4 separate regions of the Homo sapiens genome follow, and regions 2, 3 and 4 are each linked to region 1. Evidence: chromatin loops called from intact Hi-C (ENCODE). Cell type or tissue: endothelial cell of umbilical vein. All regions are shown on one strand. Region 1 overlaps THSD7A (thrombospondin type 1 domain containing 7A). Region 2 overlaps THSD7A (thrombospondin type 1 domain containing 7A). Region 3 overlaps THSD7A (thrombospondin type 1 domain containing 7A). Region 4 overlaps THSD7A (thrombospondin type 1 domain containing 7A).

Region 1 (8,000 bases):
TGTTGGAATGTGTTCTTAAACAGCACTAAGCCATGCTTATTTGCAGTCATGCCATGCAGGTGTGACAAAAGGAGGGCTGAGCAAGGAAGTTTAGTTCTGAGATAAACCAATACTTATCTTTGAGCATGAAATCTAATCTCATTCAGGACAGATAATACAGAGTTATAGTTAAGGAGAAAGTAGAACGGTTCATCCTTTCATTCAATAAATATTTATTGAGCAACTATTATTTTTTAGGTTTATGTATAGGGTTCAGGGCTATTTTAGTAGACTTAACAGATATGGCCTCTTCCCCATTGATCTATAAGGCCCTGTTAATATGGAAGAACTAGTGCATTGGAAATCACCGAGTGAGATTTCTAGAAGAATAGAGTTTTGAAGTTAAAGATTTTATTATGTGAAATGTGGAGTAGACCTGGTTTGTGGCCACAGTTCTAATGACTGGAGTGGAGTTGAGGAGGAGAAAAATAACTCATTGAGGGGATCACTGGGCATGATGCAGAAGCAAAAGGACCGAGCGATCCATGTGTTGCATGTGGACATGGAAGTACCTTAGATAATGACAGGATATCAGTGAAAAAAGTAAGTAAGTTTTGCAAATTGTCAATTAATGAGAGTGAGTATAATTATGAAATTGAAAAAATGATCACAAACAAAATCCAAATATAATGAGCTTCAAAGGAGTTTATGAAAGTGAGTAGAAAAGTAATGACCTACAGACAATATAGAAAATCTATCAGAACAATGAAGGCTGATGTCTCCAGATACTGAGTCTCATTTAGTATAGGAGAAAGAAGTCACCTGAGAGAACTCCAAGGGCGTAGGGTGGGAGGAAACAGAGACCATATGAGACAGTCTAGTTTTAGTTAAGGTGGGAAGATAGAAGGAACCCAGAGAAGAGAATAAAGAAGTAGAGAAATTTGCTAATCTATGTTTTAAATAGGTAATCAAAAGGCTTACCTTTTCTGGGGGATGAAAAATGAGACACTTGGCCTTCTGTGGACTTAAGAAAAACACACATGAGCGCATACACACACACACACGATATTGCTTATAGAGAAAATACATAGTCCTGCTCTTCTTTTTTCAATGGCAGCTATAAAATTTCTCAATTTGTATAAAGTAATAAATCTGTCTGATGCTTTTTTTTATTTCCTTTTTGTTTTTCATAATTGTCCCTATTTCAACAGTATCCATAATATGTTTAAAACATGTTGGGAAAGAAAAATACTGTAATAAAATTCAAAGTTCTGCATGCCCAAACTTTTTGTCTTATTTGGACAAAATCATGACCAAATGTGCCACTAGGACTATATTGTTTTGTTTTTTAAAAACATGTTTTAGAGCTCTATAAGTTCCACTTTAAAGGGACTGTGGATTTTATAATTATGTCTTATCAATTAATAATTTGGTCAGTTTCTTATACTAAAAAAATTGTGCTCAGTAGAGGAATTCTATATCAGGACCTATGGATTAAAGCAATTTAGTCAGAGATTGATGATTTAAAGGAAAATAATGTAGATAATTATGACAATTGTACACTGTTTAATGGTAGACACTAGCTTGAATGCACTACCTGCTAGTTCCATGGAATGCAACTTTTAAATGATTTGTAAAAACTATAGAATGTACCAGTATTCAAGCTGCAAATATTTTAATAGGGCAATAATGTGGCCTGTGACACATCTGATAATATGTGTCACATTATCAGATTTAACACAGAAATGAAATAACCATAGATCAAACTTTATGTATATGTATCTATGTAGACAGGTTAGGCAATTTGGGTGGGGGAACAAAATTTAAATGTACTCAAATTTGTTTAGAGCTTCCCTTTATTAAATAAATGTCCTCAGATCGCATACAAATTGTGCTGCAGAAACAAGAGGTTTTTAGTTCTTTCATAAATTTTGCATTTGCTATACTATATATCAAATAAAGTTAACTTGTTCTCAAGAGAGGATGCAGCATGCTCTCTACAAACTGGTGTTTAGGGTCTGGTCCAGAGAAATTACATTTCCTCTTATGCAAATTACTTCCATAATGATTGCATATATATTTGTGATAATCTTTGTGCATAGAGATTAGTTTTGAGAAGGGTCATTCACTTGAATTTCAGGGGATGAAATTTTGAATTTTGGAAATCGTAGACTAAACAAAGATCCTAGAATGGATTATCTAGAAGGTACTCTGAAAGCCCTTTACAAAAAATATCATAGAAACCATATCCCCATGAGATATATCTTGGATCATTGATATGAAAGTGTTAGTTAAAGACATGGAAGTTTAGAGCAGGGAAAGGACCAAAAAATAATACTTCATATCTACTTCTTAGTTTGGAACCAAGCAAGAGACAAGAATCAAACAGGTAGGTGTAGAAGCAGTTGTTTTATGGATGAAGGGTAGAACAGGCAAAATGGGCTCCCTCATACTTTGCTGTGGAATTAGACAGATATATTCTCCTAGTAGTGGATAGAAGTCTCCACAGAGGCAGGCCAGATGTCACAGGACAGATCAGAATCCTCCATCTTGCTGAAAGGTTGGTTCCAATAAAGAAAAAGAAAAAGGGCCTTTCTGGCACTGTGCCACTCCTTGTCTTAAATTTACTCCTTTCCCCATGGAAAGCAGAAAATGGAGGGTGAGGTGGTGGTAGGAGTGGTGAGGAGAGGTAGGAATGCACTTATAATGGAAGTCCCACCATGTAGAAATAGAAGGATAGAGAAACAAAATGTGCTGTAACAGGAGCAGAGGAAGTTCCTCAAGAAAAGGAAAAGCACAGATCACTTAAGGGAGAATCCCAGTGCATGTGGTTATTCAAAGGACGGGCTAGAGTCTAGCCTCTGCGAGGAGGCCGTCTTTCACACACCCACCTCTGCCTGAGACTATCACCTTTATTGCTTTCATAGCGTTCCTGCAATCAGACCTTTGAATCAGTCAAGTGTGGATCTCAGTACATAAAGTCAATTAGCACTATATTTGCAAACGATCAGTGTTAATAAAAAATGTTAGCTTTCTCTCTTATCACATTACTACGAAAAAGAATTAGCAAATGGAACTCTTGGGGAAGTGAGCTGTTTTCAGAAGGAAGAGATTTGAGGAGTTTATGATAGGAATAATAGAATGTAAGGTGAGAAAGGTGGTTCTATTTCATAAAGGGTATTCGTTACCACTCAGGGTATTTTTGTGCTTTTGTTTTCTGGGTTCTGTGTTTTTGTAATTGTCTTATGTTTGTATTACATACGCTTTTTCTGTTTTTCTTAGTAGTAGTAGTATAAAAGCAATGTAATAAGATTTTTTCTTCAGAAAGACAAATAGGACAGCCATATACATAAGGCATTGGAGTAAGGAAGAAATAGAGGAACAGGAACCAGTATAGAGAATGCCATAGGCAAGCAGTGGTGATATAGATGAATGGCAATAAGAAGAATTGAATAACATGAGGCATATAAAGATTTAAAAAAACCCCTACTGTATAGTCTATTGGATTGTCTGATTATTTCACTGAAGAATTTAGTGAGAAAAGTTTTCCAGGGTCAGAGCTGAGTTCCAAGTTACCAAAGCCTAGAACCAAGAACAATAAAGTAGGAACAATAAAGTAGGGAAGCAGGAATCTGTGGCTTAAAGGAATGTGGATGTCTGCCAGGACCACAGAGCAGGGTTGGGCAGGATGCCCATGACATTCTGTGTGTTCCCATCATTGTCCTTGAATCCCTACATTGTAATTTCCTGTTTACCTATTAATCTCTACTTCATTATTATCACCTGCTATGTGCTCACCAGATATGAATTAGACATGGCACCTGGGGACTAGAACAGTCACAGGGGCATTCAAGATGGGTGGAGAGAGTTGGAGGAAGAATATTCCAGGCAGAAGGAATGCCATGTGCAAATCCTTGTGTGTGGAAGCATGTGACATATTGTAAGACAGCAAGAATTTTAGGGAAAAAATGGAAAAGGCAGGAGGTATGGCTAGAAAGAAGGGTAAGTAGTATTGATGTTAACTTAGTGTTCTAATTGAGAGGTCTGTCAGGAATGTTCCTCTCTGCTCTCTCACTGACATCGTTATCAAGTCCTGATGGGTTCTCCTCTTTCTAGAATCTTAGTATTTCAATTTAGATCACTCTAAGGTATATGGGTTTCTCCCAGATTTTTATTTCGTACCTTAATGAAAATGTTGCTGTCTTTCTATGGTTGCAGAACAAAGAGAAATTTGATTTGCCTTTTGATATTTACAAACTGGCTTTCATGTAATAAAGCGTCCATCATTTACTGTTTTTCATCCCTCTGGAAAGTTCAGGGATGAGGATTAAGGAGGGAAAATAGACCCTTGTGGTTTTTTATTTCCAGTGAAATAAGGATGGGGGTCTGGGCTTCTGCAGAAATATTAAATCCAAATATCTCTAATTCAAATAACGCTGTAGCTTAGGTAAGCAGCAAAAGTTAGACATTTTTTAAGCAAAAATAGAATTCCATTTTAAACAAGAATCTATACAAAATATATAATTCTCAAATCAAAATTCTATTGCTTTGAGAGACAGAAAGAAGGAAAGAAAAAATCTTAACAGCAGGTTGTGTGTATATGAGTTATGTTTCATATATATCTATTTCTAACTAGTTTAAACACTTGTTAGCAGTTAATTAAGTTGAGTAAAACCATTTAGAAAGAGAGGCATTAAAATTATTTTTAGGCATTCTTCATTTTTTTCCTGCATATTTTAGAATTGCTATTGTACTATTTAATTTACAAATACTAAGTTTTGGAGTATCCTTGTAGAATAGTCTTCCATGTATAAACTTGGAATCTCCATTTCCAAGGAGATCTTTGAATCTTCATTCCCTCGCAAATGAAACTTCATTGTAATGTAATAATGTGTTTCTCAGCTTTCAGAGGAAAACAATATGATTTTTCTACATGGAATTTAATTGGTAAACTTCAGTATAATTATCCACTTCTTTCACACCTAGTTATTCTTTCTGTTTGTTTGTTTCTTGAACAATGAGTATGTTCAATTCCTGATCCAACTTTTACTGACCTGGAAGAGTTGTTATTCAACACAAATAACCCTTCGCTATAAAGAAGGAGAGAACCATGGAAGCCACTTCGCCAAATATGTACAGCCCAGTGTGAGAGAAAATAAATGTTTGTTCTCCTGTGCCTTCTTTTTTATTTGATTATTCCTGGATTTACTCAGCTAACCTTGACATGCCTTTTCCAATGGCCACACTGAACAATCTATTGTGGTTTGCAATCTTGGAATTCCTTAAATTTGGTAGAAAAGAGCTAAATGGGAAGAGAAACATCAATAGAGAGAATAAGGAGAAAGAGTATTTTGTGTATGCTGTGTTTTCTGGAAAATTTAGTCAAATGCTTCTATTAACTGAAAATATTCCCATAGTTTGACTATAATTTTGGAAAACTGCTTTTTTTCTTAGGGTACTTTTTAATTAAGAAGATGCTTTCTGTGTTTCCTTAAGAAAACAAGGGTGAGAAAGGTGGCTAATTCTAACACTACTAGCTGTGTTCTAATAGATGAAGAGTCAGAATCATTTATTCACTTATGAAATCATGCATTATTTTACACTAACTCAATCAAAATATTATTACAAGAGCTCCTGAGAAATGTCTCAGTAGCTCAATCTATACAAAATGGAAAGTAAAAATACGTGTGTCATAGGGTTAAGGTAAAGATTAATTGACAAAATACATATGATTCATAATGACTGTTGCCTGGCACAGAGCACACACTTTAAAATTTAAAACACAGAGCATAAAATTTAAAAATACACATGTCATAGGGTTAATGTGAGGACTGATTGATAAAATACATATAATTCACTATGAACATTGCCTAGCACATAGCACATACTTTTAAACACTTTTATAATTAATTTATTATACTATTATTTTATTAACACATTTAGAGGTTTAAATGCTGCAAGATTATTACATCACTTACTACAAGTGCCTTGAAAACATCGTTTTCCTGCAAACATTTTTTGACTGTGACCTTCATTAACAAATAGTTTTAAAATTGTGACCCAATGTACAGACACATATTTAACTTAAATTTTCAACAAATAAAAGCATTATTGTATATGACGCACTCTGATGTTTTTTCCTTTCTTTACCTTTCTATTCTAATATATTTGCTGTTATTTTTAAAGAACTGTCTTTGATTGACCTATTGCTTATTATCACCTATTGCTTATTATCACCAATTGAAAAAAGACTGTATTACCAGTATTCTATTTAATAAAATATAAGTCATTTTAAGACTTCAGCACCCACTGATAGGAATTGCAGTTTAAGTGACAAGAGAACATCTAGCTCTGTGTGCCTGTTTATTTACAGAAGTTTGCCAGAAGACTGAGACACAATGGGCTCTACAATCCAACTGTCATGATCATCTGGCTTCTTTAATAAAGATTGAGGTCCACTCCTTTCCTTAATCCTAAACAAAAGTTAGGATTCCACAGGCATCAGGTACATATACAATTGCTTCCTGATATACGCAATAAAGTTCGGACTTTTACTCTGAATAGGACATTTCCTTGTATTCTGTGTATACCTACTTATGCCTCCATGAGTAATCTGCTGAAAGGGCAAGACGACAGTAAATTTAGTTCTCATTCTCAGAGCATGCATGAGCAGGGAGTCTTATTTATGACAGACAGATTAGGAGTCAATTTATCTTTTTTAACTGATAGTTACTAATGTAACATGGCATATCCTAGCCAAGCTAAGAAAACCACTGGGAGAAGAAAAGATCATAAACATAAACCTTGTAAAGTGAAATTAGCTTTTATTTGTCTTTTTAACCTATTTATTCATTACTTCTAGTCCTTATCTTTTTTGAGGAATGGGAGGGAAACACAAAATGCCACAGAAGTTGAGCTTTGCATCTCTTTATCTGGCTGCTAACTGGTTTGGCAGCAATGTGCTATGCAGAACTGTGCTAATTAATGAGCCATGGCTTTGGAACTATAGATCAAGGCATCCTGTGTTTGGAAGAGTTGAGAAAATTATCTGTCCACTCAATCACTCTTTGCATATGCATGGTCACATGAAGATGCAAAATTCATCAGAGTCATGTAGAGATGTGGTACCATGGAAGTAAAAAAGACGGAGAAATTTGATGCTTATTCCTAGGCTTAGAATGTTTAATTGGAAGATACTTAAGTTCATCTAGAATCTAGTATTATTTTCTGCTCTGGGAATGAATTATACCCTTTTCTTTGACTTACATTTTAAGAAAACTTGTCAGAAAATTGATGATTTCTACATGGAGAACAGAACAGTTTCATTACTAAAATAACATATAATAGGCCACATATGTAATTTATCAACTGTTACTTGAAGGTGAGATTTGATGTTAGGATTAAGTAGAAAACACTTCTAAGTAAATAAATGTAGAATCTAAGGTTGAGGCAACAAATCTGAGATTCTGCTTACATCAAGTTCATTTGGGTCAAGCATACCTAAGATGGTCAATAGCTGGCCTCATGAGAAATGAAACTTATTACTGATATTATTGATATTTGGTGGAAAATATTTAAAGTCTAGTGCCAAGGTTAGTGACAGTGTTTGTCCTGTATCAAAATGTCGACCTTTTCCAGAGGTAAATGTTTTCAGTAAAGATTAGGTGACTTCTGTGTAATCTGTAAACTCCAAAGCAAAATGGCAGTTTCTGTGATAAGAGAGGAAAAGTTACATGTTCCTTTCCCTGCCATATGATTACATATTTATTCCTTCAAGCCTAAACTCAAACCAATGGTGAATAATCTCTACCTATAGTACTCGACTGTGGAATGTAATATGAGTGTTTATTACACAGGATCAGCCCATCACCCAGAAAAGTAGGGTATAGTCAGTGGACCTGTAATTTTGCATCATGCTGTCATCATTTTCTTTGGGTAAATTTATGGTTTGTACTAGCCCAAGTAATCAGCTGGAGGATAACTTGGAAACATATACCATAGACAGAAGTCTAGTTTTTTCC
Region 2 (8,000 bases), 89 kb after region 1:
AATTCCAGGAGAAGCATTTCCAAAAAGTGTGGGAAATTCAGCCCAGTGAATTCCTGAGGGAATAAGACAGATTTAGGATTTTAAACAGATTTCTGTTGGCTAAGCCAAGAAAAGTAGAACTATCCAGCTTCTAGATAACTCCATAAAGCAGATACTTCAGGCACAAATACATGGGATAAACATAACTGGGTAAAACATGAAGGGGTGAATATTATAATAACCTCTAGAAATATTAACATCTTGGAGTATTTTTATCTCATTTCTGTTACCAAATTCATTTTTCATTTTAAGTCTTTATATAAATTCAGCCTTAGCATTTCAGAGAGTAATGAATAATACTTCTTAAAGTGGATTTCTGATTTTTGTTTTCCAGGCCCAGACTTTCTGGCATCCCCTCTCATCTTCAAATTTAAAACTGTTGAGCAGAAAATTGTATTTTTTCTCAACACAGCTTATCTCTTTTTGCCTGGTTCTTATTTTACCTTAGAATACTAGTTGTTAATTACTCCAAACTTCTGTTTTAGGATTGCTTTCCAGAATGGTGATATCAAACTTGAATATAAAGCATTTGCTTTATAACAGTTGTGAAGCTGGCTGAATCAACAAGAATGGAATTTCAGTAATGGATAATTGGGATAAATAAATAATAAATAAGAATAGTAAACCTATGCATTCATGGCTACAGAGTATTGAACAAGTCATTTACACTTTCTGGGACCCAGCTTTCTCATCTGTAAACCATACGTGTTCTGGGATAGGCAATGATGAGGTAGAGAGGGAGAGAGCCTAAAAATAAATCTCTAAAAGCCTTTCAACTTTTGTGATTCTAATGAACCCCAAACAAACACCATACCTAAAATTGCAGACATAAAATCCTATATATCTTTCTTGGCAGAGAGTTAATTAATTTTCAACATGGCCTACAGATCAGTTCATACTGAAACATCAGGGTGAATTTCTATGCAGTGCCTATAGACTAAGGCAGCTCTCCGCAGTCTTGGGAGTAACTGCAAGGTTATCACTCAGTTGATGAGCTATATGGTTCCTGAGGGCCCATCCCCACGCTACGACTTTGTGAATCAGTAAAATTGCAAATCTAATCCTAACCTTACCAAAGAGAAAGGAGAAAATTGCCCACTATTTAAAGTAACACTCCTTTTAGGTTGTTCAGAATCCATTTATAAAATTACTACTTCTAAATAGCAGGCTTTTAGATCTTAAAACTTTCTGTTATATCCAAAGCGTCGAGTTGCCCGCCAGATACTCATCATCACGTCTCGCAAGCTTGCCTCGGCTGCCTGTTGGCCACACCTGACTAAACAGAGTCAGTATGCCCATATTCTTTGGTAGATGGTAGATGGCTAAAAAGGACATTTTAGTTTTCTCAAAATGTCGAGCTGACCAGGCAGTATATTATGTTTGACCTTAGAGGTCCACTATCACCTCTTCCCCATCCTGCTCGTGTGTCTGGATGCTGACCTCTGAGCAGTGTATTCATAGGCTTCTGAGCCTTCTTTCTCATTGGATTCTACCAATGGGAGAAAGCAGCAGTATATCAGATGGTGGGAAGAGAGACTATTCCTGTCTGTTCCTGGCTGAATTTCTCTAGCAAAGGCTCCTGCCTGTATCCAGCAGTCCTCTCCCCAGCTCTAGGTCTACCTCAGATTCTAGTAAAATCCTTTCCCTTGATTCCTTTATCGCCATAGGGTAATAATCTTCCTATAGTTAATAGCTGCAAGATGCTATACCACTCCTCGATGCCTACAATTTTGTTAATAATCCTTTTACGAACTTTTCTGAATTAACCCCTGTGAGTTTACATTGTTTTCTGCTGGCCCTGATTGAGAAATAATAGCTATGTTAAAGTACGGTGTCAGAACCAGAGAACTGCTTCTATGTCATTGTTAGTTTACTCATTAACTAATTAATTCACTATGCATTTATTTACTTATTTACCTTTTCATTCAACAAAACTAAAGGCATCAAGACATTCTGGGCACTAGAATATTCAGACAAAAAGACAAAACAAAGATCATAATCTCAAGGATCTACATTTTATTATAGAAATAATGTCACAAAAGAAACAATAAAATATTAGAGGTGCTATGTTTTGTCTACAGAGAGAGAGAGAGAAAGTGCGTGCAGATAACAACAGAGATAATGAGTTCTTCCTGGAAGGAGGTTGGCAGGATCAAGAATGGCCTCCTAGAGAAAATGCTGCTAGCGTTAAGGATTAGAAGGCATGCACCAGGTCTAGGATGGAGATGGCCAAAGAATATGGGAACAAAAAGAGCAAAGGCACTGAGAATTGCAGCAGTAATTGTTCCGTGTGGAAAAATACTGTTTCTGTAGGTTGTTTCACCTCTGGAGGTTAGATTACAAAGGGAAGAGGAACTAGCCTAGAAGAGAAATGGAGAAAACCTATAAAGGTCTTGGAAACCTATAAAGATCTTGGAGGTCAAGTTTAAATGTTTAGACTTTATATCCTGCAGGTCTAAACATTTCCACATTTATTAGTAACAGGGTTTTTAACACGCCCCAATGTATGTTTATTTATTTATAAGTTATATACATTTGCTATTATAAAAGTATATTGCATACATTTTAAAATCACAATAATTAAAACTTTAACATAAATAAATAAGGAAATAATATTTTGCCAATCACTATGGCTTTATGTTATCTTTAGCTAGGATTGTAAGGCAAATTATTCATGAGGAGGTGCATTATTAATGATAGTGATTTTAGCTTATTTTATATACAGTATTTTATTTTTTATATAAAAAATAAACTATCTTTTTCCAATCAGTTAAAGGGGAGCGCATACATTTTCTTACTCCTACCAAAGGTATTTATATTTATTTCAAAATGATAGAGCAACTAGGCAGTCAGAACATATTCTTCACTAAACCAGCACTGAGACCCAAGACAGCTGGTCTGACCAAAATTATAATTCAAAAATAACTTGACTTCTATTTTGTTAAATTCCCATTGAACATCCCTCATTAACTATGACATCTTTATCTTCAAACTTATGCTTCAGTTTATGTACATCTCCCATTCTGATCTGTTCACCTGTTATTATCAAAATTTGTTTCTATTTACTTCTGCTCTTTTCCTCAACTTAATTTCATTCCTTAAAAAAGTACTTTGCATTTATATTATGTCAGGTCCAAGATTTCATGAAAAATTGTTAAATATTGAAGGTTTTCTCAGGAAATGTGTGTTATATTATGAAAGGCTATATACCAACACATATATATTTATATGTATACATTTTGTATGTATATATTTATATGTAGGTATATTATGTAAGGCTATATACCAACACATATATATTTATATGTATGAATTTATAATCTATGTAATAACAATAGGTGAATGACTAGACAAACTTTCTTTTTTTAAGTAAATATGATTTTTATTTAATTTTTTTTATTTTACTTTAAGTTCTGGGTTACATGTGCAGAGCATGCAGGTTTGTTACACAGGTTTACATGTGCCATGGTGGTTTGCTGCACCTATCAACCCATCTAAGAAAGATGCAACGTTAACCTTAATCGCTTACATTAGGCTAAGACAATGCCTAGAACATAATCAGCTCCCAGTAAATGTTTGTTACAGTATTAAAATTTAAGAAAATCTTTTAGTTTTAAAACCTGAGTCTTTTAGTAACTAACAGGAATTCAACTGAAGCCAATGAGAAAATGGAACCTTCTAAGGTCATGACAAAAAATAACCAGAACATGTAAAAGAATATCCTCAAAAGATATGTTTTATTCAATTAAGATAATATACATTTATACTGATTCCATTTAGGATACAACATTGAGAATATTATTTCAATATTATTGTTCCTGGTTAACACTAAATAATTGCTGTTGTTATATTTTCTTTATAAATGAGAAAATATACCATTATTAATATCATAAATGTATTCCAATAGTCTCTGAGAATTTTTAAATTTAGTGTCATCTTTTGTCCATTTATAAGTGTCCTTACTTATATCAGTCACTCCTGTTTTTATATCTTCAAGCCACAAAGCTCATCACTATCAATTAGTTGGTGTCAGTGATGGCAAATTAAGGGCTAAAATTGTCAATGTCTACCTGTAAACTTCTAACAAATTCAAAAATATTAAAGTGACCACCAGGGTCACTTCTTACATCCCAGCGTATGATTATCTCATCATGGACAGGATGTCTTCACCTCTCCTTTTACTTTTCAGGAGTATTTTTAAAATCACATTATTGGGGTATGCTTGATATATGAAAAGTTGTACATATTAAAGGCATACAACTCAAGGAATTTGGGAATATGACCTTGATGAAAATGATCAAGGTCATAAACATATTCATCACCTGCAAAGATTTCTTTCTGCTCCTTTTATTATTATTGCATAATTACTATTATTTTTATTATTTTGTGTTGTAAGAACACCTAACATAAGACCTACCGTCTTAGGAAAATTGAGGTAGACAATGCACTGTTGGTTATTTTTGTTTTAAGTGAGGAAAATTAAATAAAAAGAGGGTCCTAGGTAGTATTTTAAACCTTTGATGGATTTGGGGAAGGGACTAAACTTAAGTCAGATAATATATGTCACTGCCTAATCATCCTCCACATGAACTTGAAATAAGGTTTATATCACTTTCATCACTTTTCCTGGGAGTTTTAGTAATATCTCCCATTTAGTTGTTCTATTTAGCTCTCTTGCTTGAGACATTGTGAGAGCAAGTTTCCTATGGGAGCCTTGCTGCTGATCGGGGCAGTGACCTTGCATTTCCTTGGCAGCAACTGTGATCTTACCCATTGTTTTCATTTATTTGCTGGAATTCTACTGGCTTGATGTGGGTAGTATTGAGTTTCGCTCTGACTCAAACAAGAATAGTTTTAAATAGGAGGAAATACTTTCAAAAGAAAATACAAATTCCCATAAAAGAGGGAATTTAATAAATCATTAATGCATTGTTTGTTTGTATAACCTAATTAAGAATATGCTCACTCTTTTAGAGTCTGCTAACACATTATATTAGTAATTCCATGTGTTTTATCTTATTTTCTTCTTTTTAGGCCTCTACTCACACTTTCACCTTGCTATGTTCTTTATTTTTTTTAAAATCTCATATCATTGTATTATAAAGGGATTATCTAGCTTTTTCCCAAAAGTTTCATTGAGAGATGCTTTCTTCTCTACTTAGTACAAATATGTGGTCACTGATATTAGATAAAAGATGTGATGATGAAAAATTTGTTTGAGTAGTATTTACCAGTATAGTAATTGAATTGTAAGTGGACAAAATACTGCTGTGCTTAATACAAGAAGCCATTGTACAGTAAACATCTTGGAATATTGACACAAGCACTTACAATGTAACATACTGGAATAAATGAAGCAAGTTTTTGAAAAATAAAAATTAATTATGACTAAGGTTGAGACTATGCAACAATAACAACAACAAAATCATTTTAAGATTTCAAAAGACTACATATAACAGATCACAAACTAACCTACATAAATATGAATATACATATATTCCCATTAACAGATGGGTAAGAATGGAGACAGATACTGAAACAGAGATGTACATCCTAACTCTGGAATAATAAATATGAATTTCTCAGAAATTATTTTCAGTGGTATAAAATTGGAATACATTTGAATTTTATACAATATACGATATACTGATACATTTTGGTTTGTAAAATGGTGTTCAAATGCTTTTATCAAAAATATACTTCTCTGGCATTCTAATCTATCAAGGATCCCATATAATAAAATTAAATACAAAATAGGTGAAGGAGAACATAGTAGTCACTACCTAGTTCCAATTCTGTATAAAGCCTTATCCCTAACTTTGATGTCTTTAATTCTGTTTAGGAAAGACAAGAGAAAAACAAATAAATAAAATTACTTTAAATTACTGTAATTCTGGGTTGGCCCAGAGATTTTGTATCTTTTATGGGTTGCATAATGTAGAGTTCATACTTGGTAAAAAATAAATCATTGATGAAAGGATAAATCTTACATAAAAACAACTAAAGTTTTTGAGAGAAGGACTGTACCTATATTTATTAAGGTAATTTGATAAGGCAGTAGAATTTGACCAGTTCCTCCCCAGAAATGTATAGAACTTACCTAAGTAGGGTATGGTGGAAAGACTGAGCATTCCAAGTCAAACCTCATTTTTAAAAAATCTGAGAAGTCGAATGAGCAGGTTATCTGTAAGGGGCAGTCAAGATGCTGGTATGACTTGAATTAAAGGAGCAGGTGGCAAAAGAGCAGTAAATAACTTTTGAAAAGAAGCCTAATGACCTTGATGGTAAGGCAGAAAAATCTGGCCTTTTCTTCAGTAAACTGAGGCAAAATTATGTTCATAAACAGGAATGATATGCAGAATGGATTGGAGGGGTCAAATTCTAGAGTTTGGACAGCCACAAGTAAGGTCGTGGTTATAATCCAAGAATGGGGTGAGGAAGCCCTGGATCAAAGTAGCAGCAATGGAGGCATTGAGACCACATAGACAATACAGGATCAACTCAAGTGGAAATTCAATATTGGCAGTTTTCATTTAAAAGTTTGATTGTATCTTCTGATGTCTGCCTATAACCAGCCTCCAACCTTTGGAGTTCTGATAGATAAATAAATGGCAAAATGCTGGGATGATTTGGATAGTGCTGGCAAATACTAGAAACAGAAGGAAAAGAAGTTGCCTGCCCTATTTTGTTTCTATGTTATTTCATCTTTCTCAAATAATATGTATCAAATAATTGGTCATTTTATTTGGAGTCCCACGTCCTCAATAGACGAAAGTCAGGGAAACTCTGAGATGATTTCAGGTGGCCAGAACACTAAAGCTGATCCCAGGCTCTGTTTGTTCTAACCTTTCATGATACTAACAACTGAGGTTCTCTTCTATTCCTTGTTCAACCTAGACACATGTTTTCACTGTTTATCCTTGTATGTGCTAGCCAAACTCTACATGTTCTAGGTTTGACCCTGCCGAAGAGGGAGAGATGAGTGAGAAAGGATATTTTTAAATAATCACTTCGCTCTACTCACCCCCACCCCCACATTTACTTACTTTCTCTAATCCTGAACTGCAATAGAAGAGGAAGTCAGCCATGGGGTGTGGCATAGCATTCTTTTCTTTTATAATAGATGATGAATCAGGAAGTCTGCCCTGAGAGTGTGGCATGGCAATTTTTTCTTTTAGATGATGAATAAGGAAGGAGGACTTCTAATCAAGGAATAATATGGATTAGTGGGGGTGGGAACAGGGTAAGACGCAAGAGATGCTACTGAGACACAAAATTTAATGAGGCACTCACCCCCAGGGTCATGCAAGTGCGTTCTTAAATTTTGTTCCTAGGTACTTCCTTGCTTTTCCTAGTTCCGCCCTAAGTGGGAAGAGGAGTGAGCTGACTCATGGACTGAGGAATCTCATGTTCTCTCCCTGCAAAGACTTCCTCATCTGTTTCTGTATATTTATTCAGCAAATATTTAGTGATCATCTATCAGGTGCTTAATTTTTCTTTCCTGAGTCCTAATAGCACTGACCTGGATGATAGCTACCTTCTAATTTAGATAGTCCATGAATGTAGCAATATTTTAGGCAAGTATAAAGCACTGAAGGATAAATTTTGACCAGGTTACAAAATCATGAATTACTTTTTCTTTGAGTGTAAACATCTCCCCTTGTGGGAAAATATTTAAGCCTTCAACTCTCTGCCTTTATTTTCTCCCACAACTATGAAGATATCTCTAAAGCCTTTCTAAGGGATACCTATGTTATAACATTTTGGAGATTTTATTTAGCCAAAACTTAACTTGGCTCTTACTTTGTTCCTCTATGCTTACTGGTTATTTAAAAAAATAATTCATATAATCTATTCATGACATTAATACATGGCCCTTCACTATGTTATTTTAGAAATTAATATTGAGTGGGACAATTTTAGATATTCAGCCAGGTTGATAAGAGAGAATAAGGCAAGTG
Region 3 (8,000 bases), 66 kb after region 1:
CAGGATTGATTGAGCTTAAGACATCCAGGATGTAACGTGCTATGATTGCACCTGTGAATACTCACTGCACTACAGCCTGGGCAACATAGCAAGACTCTGTCTCTGGGGAAAACACACACACACACACACACACACACACACACACACACACACACACACATATCTGGGAGTGGATCTCGGTGTTCCTCTCTGGGCTTGGAAGCTTTAGAAGAGTGTTTCTTAGAGGAAATGGTTATGAGCAAATTGGCTTGGGGACAAAACCCTGAAGTCAAACAACTTGAGCTAGAAAATCTCCCTCTACTGCTAAATAGTTGTGTGACATGGGTACTATTTATGTGTTCATAATAAGCAGGGCCTCTTAAATTCTCAAATTTTGAATCAGCAAAATAATAAAAAATAAAATAACTAAACAAAAATACAATAACTATAAAAATAGTCAGTAAAATAACTATTGAAATAATGGTAGTTAAAACCTGTATGGCAGGGTTGTTGAAAGATGCAGATGGTGAGAAATTTGCAAAAACAATACAGTGTCTTCTATAGAATAAGTAAACAATAAATGCCATATAAATCTCTTGCTTATAGTAAGTAAGTTGAGAAGATGTTACTAAAAAATTAAGCTATTCCTCAATTCGCTTTTTTTGGAAATTAAACATTTGCATTCAGATTGTTAACTGATCACCTACTGATTATTTTTCCTAGAATCCTATAGCTTTGAGTTCATGTTTAACCTAACAAAATTCAGTTGACTTTTATCAATTATAGGAATAATCAATCTAAGTTCTAATAAACATTTCCAAGTCAGTAATGATGCAAATTATTACCCTAAACCATAAATTCAGTTTCTTTAGACACATGGAGTTTGCCTCACCCTCAGATGATGCATTTTGGAAGCAAAACCATTTTTATTTTAAAAGTATATTTATAATTTCAACTTAATAAAAAGTTTTACATAATATGGTATATTTGTTATCATAAATGAACCAATTTTGATACATTAAAGAATAAATATGTAGAAGTATATTTACAGACATATACATACCAATTCGCATGTTGGAAATTTAGTTTCAGGTGCCTGAATTACTCTTCTAATCCTTTATAATGATGATGGCACTTAGTAGGACAGAAATTATTATGGAAATTACAATATACATGGCAATGCATAATTAATGCCATTGCATTAAGGCAGGCTTTACAGTGTCTACAGTGTCTTGTAAATAAGTCATGCGTTTTAGTGTTCTAAGTGTATCACAGTAGTCTTTTCAAAAACCAAATTTATTCTTATCCTAAATAATTATTTGTAGTAATGCCAGTCCTGCTCCCGTGCCAGAAAGGAAACAATTGACATTTTTTCCTCTCTTTTTTTTTCTTCAGCCTGATTAATTGCTGTACAACTTTAGGATAAAGATTTACTTTGGCCCTGGTTTACTGGTGTGGTTTATGATATGCATGGGGAATACTAAAATTTAATATGTATCTATAAATAATTTTGATAAAAAAGGAAACGTAACAGCCATGGACACATTTGTTAACCAGAGTATGGGCAAAAATGTCCTAAAGAATTAAGGAATAAAATATGCTTCTAGATGTGTAATAAAATCATTCTAGAAATCAACACATTAACTTCACTTCATTTTATGTTCCATTCTGAGAAGATGGTTTCTACAATTTATTATTTATTGGCTAAAACTATATTGCAGTTCTTGAGGTATACAATTGATAATATAATGTCATCAGATGATGAACTTAGAATATATTATTTCTAGTAACAACCACCAATTTAATATACTAGCCACTAAAACTAAGATGATAATGGGCATTTCTGAGCTATTATTTCCTTTTTTCAGTGTTTAATAAAACAAAGAAAAGCTACCAGATCTATAATTGGCCCTTTACTTTTTGCTTGACTGTCTCAAATAAATTGCCTTTAGGTCTAAGGGGTTTAAAAGTTCCCCAAGGCTTTGAACTTGGCATTAACTCCTTAGAACCTTGAGGTAATGTTGCTATATATAGAAGTATTCTCTAAGTTTCAGAATATTATATACATGACTAAAAAAGGGTGGGCTATAGTTCATTGTAGTGCTAGATAGATAGATAGATAGATAGATAGATAGATAGATAGTTGATAGATAGATAGATAATAGATGGATACAGTGGTAGAGAAAACATAAAATTTACTATTTTGACCATTTCTAAGTGAAAAATTCAGTGGCACTAAATGCATTCACATTGTTGTGCCACCATCACCACTATCCATTTCTAGAATTCTTTATTTTCTGAAACTGGAACTCTGCACTCATCAACCAATACTTTCCCATATCCTTCTTCACCTATCCCCTCATAACCACCACTCTATCTTCTGTCTCTATGAATTTGACCATTCTAGGTATTTCATATAAATGGGATCATACAGTATTTGTCCTTTTGTGTCTTGCTTACGTCACTTAGCATAATCTTTCCAGGCTCATCCGTGTTGTAGCATCAGAGTTTCGTTTTAAGGCTAAATAATATCCCATTGTATGTATATCACATTTTTGTCTATTATTATTAGACATTTGGATTGTTTCCACTTTTGGTAGTGTTTGCTTATCTTAACACATGTCAATTTTGCTTGCCTATCACAGCACCTAGCACATTGTAGGCCCTCACTATCTTTTGAGTAAGTTAATGTGATAAAAATGCAGACATCTTTAGCCTTTTGCAGTTTTGTCCCTAACATTTATTAGTTCATAGAAAAACAAATGCCTTTCAGAAGAAAGCATTTTTAGAAAAAAACAAAACAAAACAAAACAAAACAAAACAAATACATCTACCACAAGCTCATTGTGTGATGCTACTTCTGTGCTATTTTGCATCCTCTTGGCTCCACCTCTGCCTTCGCTCACTCTTGTGGCTTCCAGTTTTGCACAGGTTTCACCAGATTCACACAGATGCAAACTGACTGCCACTTACCACAGGCCGAGCAACCTACTTTTCCAGGGCTTCTCTGACATGGTAGTGCAAGACACCTGCAGAAACCCACTCAGCACTCACTTGTGCACAACTTGAAGTTGTGAGGGAATTAATGTTAATGATCCTGTGCTCGTTATGGATCAATGGGTAATAGAAGCAAGTGGATAGTGTTTTGCTCTCTCATCTGCTGGGTGGAAATATAGTAGCTTCCTGTTTATAGTTACTAAGACTCTCATTTTTTGGTATCTTGGGATGCATTGTAGATGGGGAATGAAACACATTGTATTGTGCTCTAGCATAACATCTTTGGAAGAATTCCAGAAATTATTGTTGCATCAAAGATTCAGAAGATGCAGGAGACGTTGTCCACATTATATTCCTGTTCAACCAACTTGTATTTTCCCTGAAAAAAAGTAGAACAAAACTGGATGAGTCATGGAAGATGACAGCAAGCTATTATAAACTTAACCATATGTTGGCCCCAATTGCAACTATTATGAATGAGTTGTATCTAAACTAGAAGAAATCAACACAGCCTTTGACACTTGATATGCAGATACTAATCTAGCAAATACGCTTTTTTCCTCAATTCTCATTGGTAAGAAATATCAAAAGCTGTTTGCTTTTAATAGCGAATATACAGCAGTACACATTTACTCCCTCACCCCAGGGCCAAATTAACACTTCTGCCGTTTGTCAAAATATAGTTGGCAGAGATCTTGATTGTCTTGACATTCCTCAGAACATGACCCTGGTCCACTATATGAATGATATATTATACTAGTTGGATTTGGTGACTAGAAAGTGGCAAGTATTAGAGATACCCTGATAAGAAAGGTGGCACCCTTAACAGTCTGTGTGGAAATCTTAGCTAGATCACCCAGTTAATTGGATATAATTTCGACTTCCACATTATTATAGGTGACAGTATTGCTCAACTTCCTGCTGTGTTATAACAAAAGTCCCCATTCCTCAAGTTTCCAATAACATCCTCCTCACTTATTTTAAGTCTTTACTGGCAGTCACTTTTAGGGCCTTCAGTCTGCTTCAAGCAGCCTCTCAAAGTACCTTTGGCTTTTACCAACACACTCATCATCGTCCTTCCAGCTGCTGGCCCCTGCACACTTTCAATATGCCATTCCCATGTTTTAGATTTTTGGGTATGGCAACATACCTATTCCAGCCACCATAATCTGTATCAGTTATCTATTGCTGCATAAAATATTACCTCAAAATTTAGCAGCTTATAACCAATAAATATTCATTATCCCATAGTTGCTTTGCATCAGAAATTCAGGTACAGTTTAGCCAGGTGGTTCTGACTCAGGGTCTATCATGAGTTTATGGTCAAAATATTGGCCAGACCTGCAGTCCTCTTAAGAATTAACTGGTGCCAAAAGATCTGCTTCCAAGAAGATCATGGGTCACTCACATGGTTGCTGGCAGGAGGTCTCATTTCCTTTTCAAAACACTGCTTGAGTATTTCCATGACATCATAGATGGCTTCCCCCAGACTGAATGAACCAAGAGAGGGCAAGTCAGAAGCCACATATCTTTCATAATCTAAACTTGTAAGTTATACACAAATATTTTGGCAATATCTCAGTGGTTACACAGGTCATCTCCATGCAATATCAGAGAGCACTATAAAAAGGCATGAACAGCAGAAAGCAGGGACCATTGGAATCATCTTGGAGACTGGCTACATACCACAGCCTCTCTGCATCCTGACAGCATCATACACGGCACTTGGAAATATTGCCACAGTCTATTTATTGGTTGAAGCAAGCTGCTCAGTCACTGAGATCATAGTGGCCCAGAAGATTTGATGTCATAAGATATATTTCAGATAGATAAAATGGCTATGAGGAGTCTCTGGCTACCCCTAATAGAAAAGTGGCAGCACAGACACTTAGGATTTGGGAGTAAGGCCATACTTTTTGCAAAAGAGAATTACTCACATCTAGGAGAAGAAAAGAAAAGCATGATACACACACACACACACACACACACACACACGCCACAAAATAGATCCTGACAAGCTATTGGGTCCTAGTAGATATTGCATGTTGGACACTAACTTTTTGGCTGGAGTTGTCTATTCTAAGCTAGATATAATGAAGCCCACCAAATAAAGTATTTGGTAAGACATAGCTAAAATCCAATGTACAACAGAAACGGAGCATTGGGGATCAGGCCCACACAGAACAACAACAAAAAAAGTAAATTACATAAACACATTGCCCAGACTCCCATGGCACCTACTTCTTTTACAGAGAGGACCTTCCCTTGACTCATGGCTCATAAGGGATTTCTTAATACCAGCTAAAAAAATAAAAACTTCAGGCTTAATAGGCTTAGCATAATATTTTGGCGCTACTTGCAAATGGACAGCTGCAACACAGCAGCCCCACTTGTTATGGCTCTAAAGGATAATGGTGGAGGGGAATCCTCCCACGGGACAGAGCTGTGAGCTTATATTTAGTTTTTCACTGTTTACCAAGGGACAAGTAGCCTAAAATACAGACTTACATGGACCTCTAAGCAATGGCAAATGGCTTATCTAGTTGATTAGAAATACAGAAGTCTAGATAAATTGCATATGAGTGTTCAATGAAAGTGGATCCAAAGGGCAGATCTTTGTGGACTGTGTTAATGCCCATCAGGCAGCATCTGCATTAGAGGCAGAATTGAGTATCTAGGTAGGGAAGAAATTTTGACCTGTGGATATCAGCTAACCTCTTGCTTCAGATTGGCCATTGTATCAGGGATGGGTGCTATGTATGGACGCAGTAGTTAGTATAAGCTTCTTCTCACCGAGGCTGGTCAAACTACTACAATTGCTAAGGACCAACCTGTAAGAAGCAGTCAGCCAATATCACACACTTCCTAACACAAATAGAACAGCAATTCATTCTTAGCAAAATTGACACTTACCTGCATATGCATTTGTCTTCTATGGCTACAGTGCCTTCTCCAGCATCATAATCAGAGGACTTGCAGATGCCTGGTTTCTTGGTCTTGTATTTTATGTATGAATAATATTGCTTTATTCAAAAGAATATATCTTATAGTAAAGGGACATGACAAGCAGCAATGACAATGAAATCCACTGGACTTTCTACATACTCATTACCCAAAAGCAGCTCTTCTAATTTGAGTAGTAGTATTGCCTATTAGAGGCTTAAGTCGAAAAATAACAGATTGCATGATTGGAGAAATGTTTTCCAGGATGAGCCAAGCCAGTAAGCAAAATATGGTGCTGTGCCATAAGAGCCAAGACATACGGGTTAAAACTCTCAGGCGAAGTAGGATTGGCCCTCTCTCCATCGTTCCCCTGAGTCACTTCAGGAATTTGTGCTGTCCATACCTACAATCTTAAACTCTGCTGAATTGGAGGATGTAGTTCTAGAGGGAAAAACCTATACTTGCAGACATTGAACTAGCCATAATATTGAGGGAGAGAGTCTGTGATTCATTGGATTTAATGGTAGAATGGTAGAATAAGAAAATCTTAGTGGTGCAAGGGATAAATTATATCAGGAACCGCCTATGTGCTACTTCAAGCAATTTTATGCAGTGAGGAACAGGAGTCAAAGAAGAAATGTTTAATCATTCTATTCTCTGGACTGACATTTCTGAGACGCATTTCATAAATCTCCTCAGAAGGTCCCACAAAGTCATAACCAGGCACCTATAGCAGTGGACAATTTTATTACATATGCTTGCACTGGCTTTCCCTTGATTTCTCCTTCTCTTATTCTTTTGTGCCTTAGCCCTGCTCCATGGAATTACTTCTAAAATAAACTATTGCATATAAACCTTTGTCTCAAGTTCTACTTTTGGGGTAATCCAGGACAACATAGCATGCTTTTAAATTTATTAAGATGTCACTTACTATTTTTTATCAAAGTTCCCTGAGATAGAGTGAAAATTGTGATAGGACTCCTTTACCTCCAATATCTTGTTTATTTGACTCCCTTAGCATCAAGTCGGACTGTTGAATATGTATTCTCCAAAGGTAGCTCACTTTTGGACAATTGTAATGGAAGATCGGTAGCCTGAAATGGGTAAAAAGTTTTGTCCATTTCACATTTTTGAGTGAAATGTTATGCAGTTCTTAGTGCTATTCTTTGACACCAATTTTAAGACAACCTATTTTAAACACTCACAAACATATGCATTTACTAGATTTGCTAGTTGCTACCTTCAATCCATTCTCTAAAGCAGCCTCTGAAGACTTGTCATGTCTTCAAATCCATTGAGATTATATGTTTGTTATGATCAACAATTTCTATTCTTATTTCATAAATACTCTGCTGCCAATCACATTTATACTGAAATCCTATATAACTCTCAAGTTTGCTTTCTGTTTTTTGGTTGTAGTAATTATTTGGGAAGTGGGGTAAGGAGGAAGTTTATGTTGTTTTGTAGATTGGCAGTGCAACTGTTCAAATAGATCTTTTTAAAATTTTAATAGATATTGAGGCTATTAGTACCACATTTTGTTATTTTGAAATCAAGATTCTAACACTCTCAAATTCTTCTGAGTTTATGAGCTTGAAAGGGAAACATTGATTTAGGAATCTGTTAACTTGAAGAAGAATTTTCTCTAAGAAATTGTTTTTGCATCCCCTTATTTGCATGAGACTTTACTCAAAAATTGGGAACTTTTCATTATAGCACCATAAACTCTCTAACTGAATTGCTCAAATACAGTTTATATAACTACTTTTTTGGGGGTGTTTAACTGCATCCAAAGAAACCACAGAAATATTTGAGTGGTTGATGGCTTTATATTTTCTTCAGATTTACAGAGATTGAACTACTGGACAGAGTAACAAAATTAATCTTGTTTATTTTTTATATCTACTGCTTGATGTAAAGATCAAATGAGATCATATAGGTGAAAACACACTGTACTATATAAATATGAAATAAAACATAGCAATAAAATACAATATAGCAATGTAATCTAGGGATGTGGTATTTAATACACCTCTTATTGACATGTTTTGAGGCTGTTTGAAAGGTACCTTTAAATCATA
Region 4 (8,000 bases), 110 kb after region 1:
ATGAATGTACATTGTATCTTTCTTGCCCAGTATTGAGGCAAAATAAACAAGTGAATAAGTAAGACAAAGCTCCAATTTGGGGGAGTGAAAGTCTGATAGGGGACTAAATAGCATTACACATGCAAAAATTACAGAGGAACAAGAGTCAGTATATAATCAAGTGTCGTTTTCTATGTCAGGGGAAATAACAGTTTTAGGTTCACAGTTTTAGGTGGCTTCCAGAGAGGAAAGTTACTACTAAAAAAGTTATTAATATCTTAAAATATTTATATTTTCTTATCTCAATCTTGCTATCATCTTCATATCAAACATTTGTAGGCATTAACCATTTTCGAGTTGTTTTTATGTTAGTTGTTTTATGTCACATAATTTTCACAACCATGTTATAAAATGGAAAATGGAAATGCTTCTCTCCCTAATTTAGAGATGTAGAGATGGTCAGTGATTTTCTCAAGATCATTTAACAAAGGACAGATATGCAGGTCTTTTTACTCTCTCCAGGCCAATTGTTTCTTTTTCTTCCAGTGATTAAAAAAAATGATTTTAGCAGCATAACATTTGATTCAATAAAACTGAATATTAATAACCCCACACACACCAATATGTTTTTAAACAGATTGAATAAGCTTCTCTGCATGATCTGTGATGAGTATCTAGGAGTACTGCTTACTAAAGTCCCTTCCACCTCCCTGCCTGTGGTCACAATACAGGATCCTAATGAATATTCACCTAAACCCTGCTTCAGTTCTTCCGTATCTCATTTCTTTTTAGGCAGCTCTTCTTATGTTGGGCAACAATAATATTTAGGAATTCTTTCATGTGAAGCAGAATTGCCCCCAGTTCTATCTGAAATAAACCAGTTCACTACTCTTTGTCAGCCTCAGTAATCCTCTGTTCCCATGGAACAGCTCTGCCTCTTGTCAAACAGATTACTGTTAAAGTGGGTCCTCCCAGTTCTGGGTGTCTCATTTGCTAATTCAAATTTAATGTTTTAGATTTTCTTTTATTACATTGTGTCCCATGAAGGTTTCATGGGCCGGGGCAGGCTTTTTAAAGATTTATATAGTGAAAGGGAAAGGGAGGGATCCAGGAGCTGTAAAGATAATGATGTTCTCAGCATGCCATGTTTTATTCTTTGTGAGAAGCTGGGGAAGCTGTAAAGAACCCTGAAATTCAGAAGGAAGGGCTCCCACTGGGTGAAGTTGACTCTGAGCCAGACAGTGTAGGTTCTTGAGCAGGATTAATATAAATTTGTCAGAAACTTCATTCTGGCAGAGCAATGTGAGATGGGATATTCAAGGGCAAATTAGAGAACAACGGCAGTTTATCCTCATAAACCTGTGATGACACATAGAATACTTGGTTTGGAGCTATAAAATTGGAAATGGAGATCACCAGATGATTTGAAAATGTTCTGTATAGGGATTTGTAAGAACTTGTTGCAAATTACATACAGGAGAATTGACAGTGAAGAATCGGGAGAAATAGGAAACATGTGCAGCAAGACATTTTGAGGGGAAGATGGCGAATTCTGTTTGGGAACCATTATATTGGATTTAAAATAAAAATAGGAATCACTTCTGTAGTTATTTTAGTGGAAGTCATGGTTGTGGATGTTCATCTAAGGGAATGAAAGTTTAGAAAAAAAGAGGAGACCAGAGAAATAGCCTGGAATTTGAATAACAGGAGCAGGAAAGAATGGCATTATTTTATGATAACTGCATTGCTTTTTCTTATATTTTTACGAATTATAAATTACATTTTATGATTAGGTTCTATATGAATTTTTACAGAGTAATCACTGGGACCTCCAGGTTGTCCAAGCAATGGGGAATGGTCAGGTCAGGTGAACGTTAATGTAACCCAATGTTCTAGTCAACAGGAGTGCTTGGCAAGAGGTTCTTGCCTTTAACCTCTATCCTTTAATTGCAGATATGTTAGTGTTAGTTTCTCTCTCCCTCTCATTTTTCACAGGAGTATGTAACAGTTAATCAATTTTTAAATTGGTACTTGGTAATTCTCCTTTTAAGTTATTGATATCTAAAACATCTTTTGGTTACCTTTCCTAATCTTCTTGTTTAAGTTTTAAAAACAGGCCTCTTAACAGGCAAAAATTCCATAATGCTAAAAAATAGCTTTGATGAAACAAATTAGGAAAATCAATCATGCCACTTAGCATCATTTTTGAAGTGTGGTAGGTAGTATTTACTCAGTCTCATAAACCCACCTAGAGTTTTCACTTGAGGTGGGCTTGGGTTTGTGTCCTGAATTTTCACCATGGTTCACTGCCTGGAACAGCATGGGTGATAAGTAAGCAGCTGCATGCAAGCATTCACTGTGTGAAAGGATAGAAAATCTATGTACTGGCTCTTTCAGGGAGGCCTCATTACCGTAGCAGTTTATCCCATTACTAAATATGTGCCATGCTGATATCCTCACATTCAGCTGCTGACCAGCAACATGGCCCTCAGCTTTCATAGGGAGCATATGATCACTCCAGCTGGCAGGTGACACCGTTTGGCAATGTTCCCCAGCAGCTCAACAAAAGATTTTCAAATATCAAAGCAAGGGAAAAGACCTCTGTTTTTACAAGGAAAATGGCTTTAACATGAGTGCATTTTGCCTCCAACAGAATTATTGCTTCTAACTTGCTGAATTCCATGAAGGAATGGGCACACTTAGAGAGTAAAATTCATTCAGGGAATTTGTAAAACACTCATTTGAATTGATAAATGAATAAATAAATAAATAATTATAAGAAATTTAATTTTGTATTCAAGAAAGAAGTGTGACTTGAACATAGTTAAAGGTGGAAAAGTCTTTTTTTTTTAAAGGTTCAATCTGAAAACACAAGACAATCAGAACTGAGGTTAAGTTATAAAAACTTAAAATGTTGAACAATTTTATTGAAGAAAGGGGCATTACTGATCTTTTAGTAAAATATCATTTCACCATATGGAAAAACTGTGGGACAGAATGATCACTATCTACTCAGGGTCATGTAATTCAAGGGCGGCAGTTTAGGAATATCTTAAATCTCTTGACTATGAGCACAGCAGTCATCGTCCTCTGTCTTGCTATAAGTAACGGTCTCAGAAACACTGAGAAATCCTCCTACCCCATTCATTAGTATTGAAAAAGCAAACAATAGATTTGTCGGAAAACATATATATTTCCTACTAGCGTTATATTCTAGTACTAAATCTGAGTATAATTTTAAATATAATCTTTTTACATGAAAGCATAAGAGTTGGGACTACAGACCTGTCAATCGGCTGATGGCTGTCTTAGCATATGTGAAAAATGCATCTACCTTGAAAAGCTTCTCATTTCCTTTTTCTTTTATATATATATTTTTTTATTATTATACTTTAAGTTCTAGGGTACATGTGCACAACATGCAGGTTTGTTACATATGTCAAAAGAGTTACAGTAACAGTTTGCATGTGGTTTAAGTCCCATTACTCTTATATTTTGAAGGCCAGTATTTGAACAGCCATTTTCATTCTTGGGACAAATTATCTAATTAAATAAATCTGTGGCCATGCTGTCATTACAAAGTATACAAGCCTACAAATATATTTTGCTTTACACAAAATGAATATTTTACTCTACTCTGAACACTAAATTGTTTGTTCACATTACAAATATTGGGGAAATTTGTTAATATTGTCAAGTGATGTCAGGTAATATCATTAATATAAAAAAGTATTATTAAATTTATTTGTATCTTTACAGGAAGAAAACATTTTTGTAACTCAATAAGAATATTATAAGTGCTTATTAGAGACATTCTACAGAGGCTAAAAATGAAATATTGCTATGGCTTTTGTTTACAGATAATATATTCTTAAGTGCTAAAATGCTTTATATTTATGAAAAGTCATACAAGCTTATCACAGTACAATAAGCCTCATAAAGGGGCTAGGAATTGAACTGGGTTTAGGAGGGTCCCATTCATAGGTTGCGCTCATCAATCATCCAACTCCACCAGTGCAGAGCTTCTGAAGCTATCTGGGGCAAAGGGTCACATTTTTGGTTGCTTGTTTTCATTTGATTTCCTACTCTTCCAGTGACATGGTCTTACTGTGCATGTCTATTATGTAGCTCATGCCACATGCCACTCAAAGTAGAATTCAACAGTAACAAAACTGGCCTATACCCTGTTCATCGAGTTGAGTCCACTGATCATGCACATGGATGCCACAGCAATTTCAAATTGCTGTAAAATTGCCTCAGTATTTATTCTGAATTCCTGTGCTTAGCTCATTGCACACCCCAACAAACAGTTGCCTTCATTCATGGATCACATTTTGACTAGCACTGCACTAGTGGGACTTCCTGAACTACAAAGGCAGGAAACTAAAATTGATATTTCCCAAAGTTGCTTGCAGCCAGGTGCCTGGATGTGATTTAGATTCCAACAATTACATGTTCTGGAGCTGGGCTTAGATTCTGAACTGAGGTCAGTAGGGAGAGGCAGAGTACCCATTTCATGGGGCAGTGTGTGCCAGCAGCAACATAGCTTCCTGTAGCCACAGAAAATAGCTTTATGAAAAAGCTTTAGAGAAACAGCAGTGCAATTCTGAGGGCTGGAAGTTGCTCTGGAAACTTGGCTTAGGGCTTTTTCCTCCAGCCTATCCAATTATTGGTAAACTGCCTAATATGTGGTAATAAATTCTATCTGTGTGATATACTGAATTTCTGTTGTCTGTTACAAGTAGGGCTACATTGATGAAGATTAAGTGTAAATGTTAGCTGGCTTATATTTTTTGAGTGCTTGAGTGTTTTTCAAACTTTATTGTGCATGTGGATCTTCTGGGAATGTTGTTAAAATCAGATTCTGATTTGTAGCATGGAGCGGGGGTCTGACAAGGTCCCAGTTAGTGCTGATGGTGTTGGTCCACAGCCCCAGCTCTGATTAGCAAAACTTTAGATTAGACTAAGCCAGTAGGAACAACTTCCACTCCAGTGCCCTAGACTGCAGATGTTAAACTTCAGCAAAATGATGAGAAATTATTGGGCTCATTTTCATGACTTTCCCTGGATTAGAAGCAGTGGACCTATGGTGACATCCAAAATGCAACCATCATTTGTTTTTTTCCATATTAGGAAGAAAAGTTTAAAAAATGTTTTTTCATATATCTGTGTCTATATCTATAGATAGATACATATATACATATATACATGTACATATAGAGAGAGGAGGGATAAAGGAGAGAGTTTAAATATGTCAATTCTAAGTAAAGCATTTTCAAACATGATTTACAGGTGACAGTTCAGGTTATGCCACTACAGTGAAGACATACAACCTACCCATTTTCAAAATGAAAGAAATGAACATTACAGTCCTCATGGTCCCACCGAGGTCCACTTTAAGGCCATGTGTGTATGATGCAGCAGTAACATGAGTCCCAGTGTGTGAGCGCTCATCTACTCCTGTGGCCTTGGCTTTGAACTCTGATATGCTTGTGATTTCTAAGAAGCATATATGCCATCCTGAGCTTTCAAATAAATTCCAGCCTTTACTTCTGCATCTGTCTGCTCAACATTTCTGCCTACTGGATATATGCTGGATATATCCACATCAAGTCAAGAAATTAATGTTAAACTCATTTATAAACTGCCAGAAATTTGCTTCTCATTCTGTGTTCTGCATTTCAGAGAACTGCATTGTCATTCGCAAGATTGCCAAAGTTAGAAACATCTGAATAGTTTGAATTCCAGGCCTGCTAATTTCTAGCTGTATGACTTGGAGAAAACATTTAAATTTCATTTCCTTGTCTGTAAAAATAAATCATATCTCATTAAATCTGGGAAAAAAAGAAACATTTTTTAAAAATTGTGATGTTAAAGAAAGCTTTAATTATTAAAAATATGTTTTTTTAAAGTGATGCATTTAGAGAATAGTTCCTGGCAGTAACTATTAAAAACAAATACATGGATAGATAGAGTGGACCTCTGCTTTACAAAGCAGTTTTGAGGATTATCTGAGATATTCTAGGTAAAACTCAACACGGTACCCGGTTCTTTGTAGACATTCAATGATGGATTGCCTGTATTCATCATAATACCTCACTCAGTTTGAGTGCTTCGTAAGCAAGACCTTGGGAAAACTCTTTAACCTCCTTGTACTCAGTTTCTTCATCAGTACTAAGTTGCAATAATAATAATACCTACTTCATGAAATTGTTCTGAAGTCTCAGATTAATAATTCAATACATTTTATATACATAAACATTAGAACAGTGTCTGGCACATAGTAAGCACTAATATATGTTTATTGTAAATACTAATGTTATCATCATCTTGAGAATCTTTTTTTTTTGGCATTTTTTTTTTATTATACTTTAAGTTTTAGGGTACATGTGCACATTGTGCAGATTAGTTACATATGTATACATGCGCCATGCTGGTGCACTGCACCCACTAACTCGTCATCTAGCATTAGGTATATCTCCCAATGCTATCCTTCCCCCCTCCCCCCACCCCACCACAGTCCCCAGAGTGTGATATTCCCCTTCCTGTGTCCATGTGATCTCGTTGTTCAATTCCCACCTATGAGTGAGAATATGCGGTGTTTGGTTTTTTGTTCTTGCGATAGTTTACTGAGAATGATGATTTCCAATTTCATCCATGTCCCTACAAAGGACATGAACTCATCCTTTTTTATGGCTGCATAGTATTCCATGGTGTATATGTGCCACATTTTCTTAATCCAGTCTATCATTGTTGGACATTTGGGTTGGTTCCAAGTCTTTGCTATCGTGAATAATGCCGCAATAAACATACGTGTGCATGTGTCTTTATAGCAGCAAGATTTATAGTCCTTTGGGTATATACCCAGTAATGGGATGGCTGGGTCAAATGGTATTTCCAGTTCTAGATCCCTGAGGAATCGCCACACTGACTTCCACAATGGTTGAACTAGTTTACAGTCCCACCAACAGTGTAAAAGTGTGCCTATTTCTCTACATCCTCTCCAGCACCTGTTGGTTCCTGACTTTTTAATGATTGCCATTCTAACTGGTGTGAGATGGTATCTCATTGTGGTTTTGATTTGCATTTCTCTGATGGCCAGTGATGATGAGCATTTTTTCATGTGTTTTTTGGCTGCATAAATGTCTTCTTTTGAGAAGTGTCTGTTCATGTCCTTCGCCCACTTTTTCATGAGGTTGTTTGTTTTTTTCTTGTAAATTTGTTTGAGTTCATTGTAGATTCTGGATATTAGCCCTTTGTCAGATGAGTAGGTTGCGAAAATTTTCTCCCATTTTGTAGGTTGCCTGTTCACTCTGATGGTAGTTTCTTTTGCTGTGCAGAAGCTCTTTAGTTTAATTAGATCCCATTTGTCAATTTTGTCTTTTGTTGCCATTGCTTTTGGTGTTTTAGACATGAAGTCCTTGCCCATGCCTATGTCCTGAATGGTGATGCCTAGGTTTTCTTCTAGAGTTTTTATGGTTTTAGGTCTAACGTTTAAGTCTTTAATCCATCAACGTTAGACCTAAAACCATAAAAACCTGAGAATCTTCTTATCTTCAATCTTGTATTGTAATAATTCATTTTCCCACCTCACCACCAGAATCTACGTAAAATACAAATATCATCTTCTTTTTGTGCCACATGTTTCAATGGCATTATCACCCACAGGAGGTCTTATTCTAGACTTACATAACAGCCTGGAATCAGACCGAGGCCTTCAATTTCCATTCTTATTTTCACTGCTCACCCAAAACTGTCTAAATTGAGACCAAGGAAAAATCCATTTTCTCCCATCCACCAATAAGCGAACAAAAAAAGGCTATTTATCTGATATTTCCATTAATTACCTTCATCTCAACATGACAAATTCTAATACGTAATTTGAAATTCACCATAGTAACCTACTACTTTATGTAACTTTCTGTACCTCCCCTAGCAAAATTACATGCTTCCAACTTAATTGCTGTAATCTTATCTTTGTACTTCTGAAGCCCAGTATTAAGTAGAGTTACTTAATACAC

The links. Peaks named below come from ENCODE experiments on the same cell type or tissue, not always from the same donor. Only the 100,000 strongest peaks of a DNase experiment are listed, where the experiment ranks them.
Region 2: it touches region 1 in a loop (6-fold over the local background); 2 of 110 quality-filtered maps call a loop at or near these places.
Region 3: it touches region 1 in a loop (6-fold over the local background); 2 of 110 quality-filtered maps call a loop at or near these places.
Region 4: it touches region 1 in a loop (7-fold over the local background); 2 of 110 quality-filtered maps call a loop at or near these places.

Annotation. Positions count from the first base shown.
Region 1 is chr7:11,712,095-11,720,094 of GRCh38, reverse strand. The region is part of intron 1 of THSD7A (thrombospondin type 1 domain containing 7A); the gene reads left to right. Among named protein-coding and RNA genes, the nearest start is that of THSD7A, 120 kb to the left of the region's middle. In endothelial cell of umbilical vein, no CTCF peak of the experiment used is centred here; DNase peaks (open chromatin) are centred at 3,664 and 5,674; H3K27ac peaks cover 4,085 bases.
Region 2 is chr7:11,622,686-11,630,685 of GRCh38, reverse strand. The region is part of intron 2 of THSD7A (thrombospondin type 1 domain containing 7A); the gene reads left to right. Among named protein-coding and RNA genes, the nearest start is that of THSD7A, 210 kb to the left of the region's middle. In endothelial cell of umbilical vein, no CTCF peak of the experiment used is centred here; a DNase peak (open chromatin) is centred at 4,805; H3K27ac peaks cover 1,225 bases.
Region 3 is chr7:11,645,609-11,653,608 of GRCh38, reverse strand. All of the region lies in intron 1 of THSD7A (thrombospondin type 1 domain containing 7A), which reads left to right. Among named protein-coding and RNA genes, the nearest start is that of THSD7A, 180 kb to the left of the region's middle. In endothelial cell of umbilical vein, no CTCF peak of the experiment used is centred here; DNase peaks (open chromatin) are centred at 1,348, 3,408 and 4,438; H3K27ac peaks cover 501 bases.
Region 4 is chr7:11,602,371-11,610,370 of GRCh38, reverse strand. All of the region lies in intron 2 of THSD7A (thrombospondin type 1 domain containing 7A), which reads left to right. Among named protein-coding and RNA genes, the nearest start is that of THSD7A, 230 kb to the left of the region's middle. In endothelial cell of umbilical vein, no CTCF peak of the experiment used is centred here; DNase peaks (open chromatin) are centred at 2,510 and 4,360.